2 separate regions of the Homo sapiens genome follow, and region 2 is linked to region 1. Evidence: chromatin loops called from intact Hi-C (ENCODE). Cell type or tissue: psoas muscle. All regions are shown on one strand.

Region 1 (2,500 bases):
GCTGGGGAGAGTGACTGAAGGGAGATCCAAGCGCAGAGCCCAGAGACTCTGGCTTAGTAGTTACGGGTGGGAACAGAAATTCACCTTTAATTTGTGCCCCAGGAGGCTCTGATGCCACCAGCCAATCCTGGCATTTGGGATCCATGGGGCCAGATAAGACCCACATGCTAGGCAGGTCTGATGCTTAACGGACCACGGTAGGTGCTGGCAAGTAGGCCACATGGTGGAAGGAAAGGAGGCCTGGACTTGGCTCCAGAGACCTGAGTTTGAATCCCAGCTCGGCCACGAACCATATGCCTATGGCCTAGTAACCTCTTGGAGATGCAGTTCCATCATTCTTAAAATAACACACTCCAGGAAGTAAGACAACATTGAGGGGTGTGGAAGAAAAGGCCAGGTGCCTAGGACTTCCCCAGATCCAGGGCAAAACCCCAAGACTGCTGGCTCCCTTGCACACTGGCATTCCGGGAGCTGGCCGAGGCGGCCCTGCACAAACAACAAACATCCAAACACAGAATTTTGTTTTTCACAAATTACCAAGAGGTGAGGGAGGTGGGAAGGTGAGCAGAGCAATAGTTAAAGGGAGAAATGTGTTAAGTTTTAGGCCTTTCTCTCTAATTCTTTCTGCTTCTGCTACCACTTGCCTGTTAAGGGACCAGGAGCCAAGGACAGCCTGGTGGGAACCGCCAGTGCAGCACACAGCCAGCTTCCTGTGGACGAGTCCAGGTGTGTCCAAGATCCAGCCCTGTGGCCTCCAGTCAGTGAGAGACATGGTCCTCGAGGTGAGGGGGACTTCCTGTCCCCATGCTTGCAGGGTTTTCCACGTGGACCCCTGCCTGTCTTGGGTGTCGGGAGGGAAAGGACACCCAAGGTCGCACGATGAGTGGGGCTCAAGCCAGAGCTGCCGACTTTCCCGCCTAACTCTGGTAACAAGAAAAGAGATGACAACAGCTTCCTGAGTCTTGGGCAGGCCCTGCTTCCGGGGCTTCCCATGCACTGTCCCGTTTAAACCTCGTGCCAGCCCAGTGCGGTGTTATCATGTCACTCTCTAGATGAGGAGCTGCCATTCAGAGGGAAAGAATCTTGCCTGAGGTCTCAGCACTGGATCAGTCTCACTGTCCTCGGGAACAACGGACTTCATTGCCTTCCATAAGCCCCCTAAGCAGCAGGCAGCGCGTGCAGAGGTCCCACCATGCGAGGTGGCATGGAGGTGCCCTTGTAGCCGGATCTGGCGACTCTGACCTTTCTTGGCCACCAGCAGGTACAGAGGGCCCTAGGGGAGGCCTTAGGGAGTGTGGTGTGCTGTCCCACAGTGCCCCCTGCAGTCCCACAGGCCAGGAAACCTGAATGTTAGTCCCCAGAAGGACCAATCAGGAGCCCATATCGCACCTGCTCCTGTGGACTGAGCCTTCCTCCTGGAGAGCAGATGGTAAATAAATACGGAGGCTAACGGGGGTCTCCTCTCACCCTCTCCCATTAGCATCTTAGACTTGGAGCAATACCAGGATCCCACGTGGGAAATTCCTCTTGTGTTTCAGGGCTTAGAACAAGCAGGTGTCTCCTAGTACGCCTGTCTACATTTCTGTTAGTAAATGATGAGTCATAAAACCCTTCACATTTTCTCTTTTGCTCTGACTGCCAGGGAGCTCGGCTAAATTTAGTGCTCAATTCTAGGCGAATCCTTTACCTGGGTTTGGGGTATAGCTATTTCTTTTCTTCATTATACTACATGTATTTTTTCTTCTTTATTTTTAAGGGTTCTGTGGTAGGTGTGTCTTAGGTGCCTCAAACATTTTTTTGGGAAAGCCACAGATTGGAATAAGAAATACGTGAATAAGATTCCCAGATTAGGCAGTGAGTAGGAAGGCGCTCCATATAGGATATGCAGACATGCCTCGTTCGACTGCGTTTTGCTTTATTGCATTTCACAGATATTGCAATTTTTTTTCCAATTCAAGTTTGTGGCAACCCGTGCTATTTTTCCAACAGCATATGCTCACTTTTTGTCTCTGTGTCATATTTTGGTTATTCTAGCAATATTTCAAATTGTCATTATTATTATATCTGTTATGGTGACCTGTGATCATTGATCTCTGATGCTACTATTGTAATTGTTTTGGGGAACCACAAATCACACCCGTATAAGATGGCAAACTTAATTGATAAATGTTATCTGAGTTCTGACTGGCTGTTCTCCCATCTCTCTCTCTCCTCAGGCATCTCTATTCCCTGAGACACAACAATATTGAAATTAGGCAAATTAATAACCCTACAATGGTCTCTAGGTGGTCTAGTGAAAGGAAGAGTTTCATGCCTCTCACTTTAAATCAAAAGCTAGAAATGATTACGCTTAGTGAGGAAGGCATGTCGAAAGCTGAGATAGGCCAAAAGCTAGGCCTCTTGCACCAAACAGTCAGCCAAGTCTGAATAATGCAAAGGAAAAGTTCTAAAAGGAAATTGAAAGTGCTACTCCAGTAGACACATGAGTGATAAGAAAGCA
Region 2 (2,500 bases), 220 kb before region 1:
GAGTGACCCAGACACTGCAGGCTCTAGGATTTCAGGGGAAGGAGAGGTCAGTGTGGGTGAAGTTGGTCAGGGAAGGGTGTGAAATTGTGGTTGGGCTTTGGGAAGGTCACATTTTAATAGATGGAGAGTTTGACTTGCTTCTCTTGCTTTCTCTTTGTCCTCTGGCAAGACACTAAACTCTCTGGTCCCTTTCTTCCATCTGGCCAATACGTTTACATAATAATCTTTAAGGGTCATTCCAGCTCTGAAATTCTATCCTATAAAAAATAAAACTGGCCTAAAGAAATAGTCATGGATGTATTCAAAGATTAAGTATAATGCCATTTACTGCAGCCTAATTTATAATGACAAAAACAAAGGTATGGAAACAAATAAAATTGAAGAGAGATTGGTTAAACAAATTGTGGCAGAGCCATATGTTGGAATATTATATTGTCATTAAATAGAATGTTTTAGAAGGATATTTAATGACAGGAATACGCTCGTGGTATAGTAAGTGAAAAGAATGATTAACCATACTGTAACTTCTAATTTGTTGAAAGAAAAAAAGAATGTTTCTGTAGAAAAGACTAGAAGGAAATGGGCCAGGTGGGATTATGAGTGAATTTGTTTTCTATGATGAATTTTGAATATTTTCAATTTGATTATAGCTCCTATAAATACTATTTTAAAGTTAATAAGATCACTTACCCCTCAGTGCAAGAGACTGGCTCCTTTGCCATCTATTCCCATGTATATATGTCCTTGACAAGTCACTTGCACGGGCCTCAATTCGGAGGTTGCATGGAAGAGAGGCAAGATACTTTAGCAGGAGGCAGGAGAGTGGCCATCTATTTTTGGCTCGGTCATGAGTCAGCTTTGTGACTTTGGGTAAGTCCCTCCTGAATATCCCTGAGCCTCAGTTTCTTCATCTGAAGAGGGGAGTTGGAGGTCACAAAAGGTCCTTTAAGTTGCAAAATATATTTGTTCCTAAAGATGGATAATTTCTCCACTATTGTGGAACTGGCTAAGAGGCCTCTTTGGCTTCTTGAGCCTGGCCTCTTTCTTTTCTCTCCCGCTCCCCTGCACTTGGGCTCTGCTGGCTGCAGGCTGATTTCTTTCATTCAGAGTTCAGGGTGAATTGGAGTAGAAGTTGAGTGACAGGGTCTCTGCGCAGGTAGGGTGTAATGACAGCACTGAACCACTAGAGGGAAGCATTGTTTGATTACTTTCCCCTTTCCCATTTTTTAGCGGCTGTGTCTGCAGGTGAAGATCAGTCTTGATTTGCCTGGGGGTTTCAAATTCTAGCATTTTAGAATTAAAAGGACTTCGAAGATCATCCAGTAAAACCCTAGTATGCTGCAGATGTGCGATGATAGAGGCCTGGAAAAGCAAGCGACCTAGTTAAAGTCACACAATGTGCTTTTTCAGGGTCTACACTGTAAAGGAAGGCTGCAGACAGAGCCAAGGGTATGATCAGTTGAGTCCACAAAGAATAGACAGGTCCCATGTTGTGCAGAAACCTAAAGGATCTACTTGTATACTTGCATTCACTGAGCGCCTCTGGCCAGGTGTTAAGAGGCCTGGAGATAGAGAAGAAAAGATATAACCCTGCCCGGAGGAGCTGCTGTCTGGCAGGGGGAAGCTCACACAAACACACAATGCTACCCCAGGTGTCTTCCCCACTATTTGGTGGTCTGCCTAGTCTAGGATCCAGGCTGTGGTGGTGGCTTGGAGCCTGGTTTATGGAAGACCCTGCAGGTGTTCTTATGAATGATCACCTCCAAGATTAGGGAGATACATTGGATACCCCAAGTTTGTATTTCCAGTTAATTTCTGCAAGCAGTGCTCAGCCTGTTCACGTGCCATGCCTTACTATTTCTTGAGGTTTGCGAGGAATCCTGGCAGTTTTTTCCCCACCTTCAAACAGCTTTGTTCCTTGGCTCTAGGCTGACTTTATTTTTGGTTTGCAGGTACCCACCAGCCCTAAGCATTGTGGCAAAGTGAAACCGTGTACTGGCCTGGGAACCAGGCAGCTCTGTGATCTTATGCAGGTTACCTTCTGTCTTTGAGAAGGGAGGTCATGTTCTCAGCTGCAGCTGTGTCATCTCTGCTAGAGAGATGAAGCGTTATCATTATATTTGGATTTTGTGTTTGGCTGTGAATACCCATTGATCTGTGGTCTAGAGAAGTGTAGCATGTGTGCACCTGAAGCAGAAGCAGGAGTCACCCTCTGAAGTGGGTGTATTCGACAAGGGGCTGGGCCTGCAGGGCCACCAGATGGCAGCAGTAGGCAGCCAGCTAGCCTTGGGATGAGGCTGGTAGAGTCATCATTCGGAATTAGTAAGGTCAGAGCTGAAAGGGCCCCTGGAGGTCACCCAGGCCTTCCCTGTTTTTGTATGGATGGGAGAACCTAGGCCCAGAAAGGGAAAGGGTCTTGCATAAGGACACACCCTGAGTTAATAGCTGATAGTCCTTGCTCTTAACAGGAACTGATATGGATCTGACCTCTAGCTGGCTG

Evidence for each region. A loop is a pair of places that touch in the nucleus more often than their neighbours do. Peaks named below come from ENCODE experiments on the same cell type or tissue, not always from the same donor. Only the 100,000 strongest peaks of a DNase experiment are listed, where the experiment ranks them.
Region 2: it touches region 1 in a loop (6-fold over the local background); 68 of 110 quality-filtered maps call a loop at or near these places.

The regions. Positions count from the first base shown.
Region 1 is chr11:17,759,378-17,761,877 of GRCh38, reverse strand. All of the region lies in intron 1 of KCNC1 (potassium voltage-gated channel subfamily C member 1), which reads right to left. Among named protein-coding and RNA genes, the nearest start is that of KCNC1, 26 kb to the right of the region's middle. RefSeq lists an enhancer at 799-1,300. In psoas muscle, a CTCF peak has its summit at 1,314 (motif pointing left); a DNase peak (open chromatin) is centred at 1,317; H3K27ac peaks cover 589 bases.
Region 2 is chr11:17,978,636-17,981,135 of GRCh38, reverse strand. The region is part of intron 8 of SERGEF (secretion regulating guanine nucleotide exchange factor); the gene reads left to right. Among named protein-coding and RNA genes, the nearest start is that of SERGEF, 33 kb to the left of the region's middle. In psoas muscle, CTCF peaks have their summits at 1,181 (motif pointing right) and 2,250 (motif pointing right); a DNase peak (open chromatin) is centred at 2,275.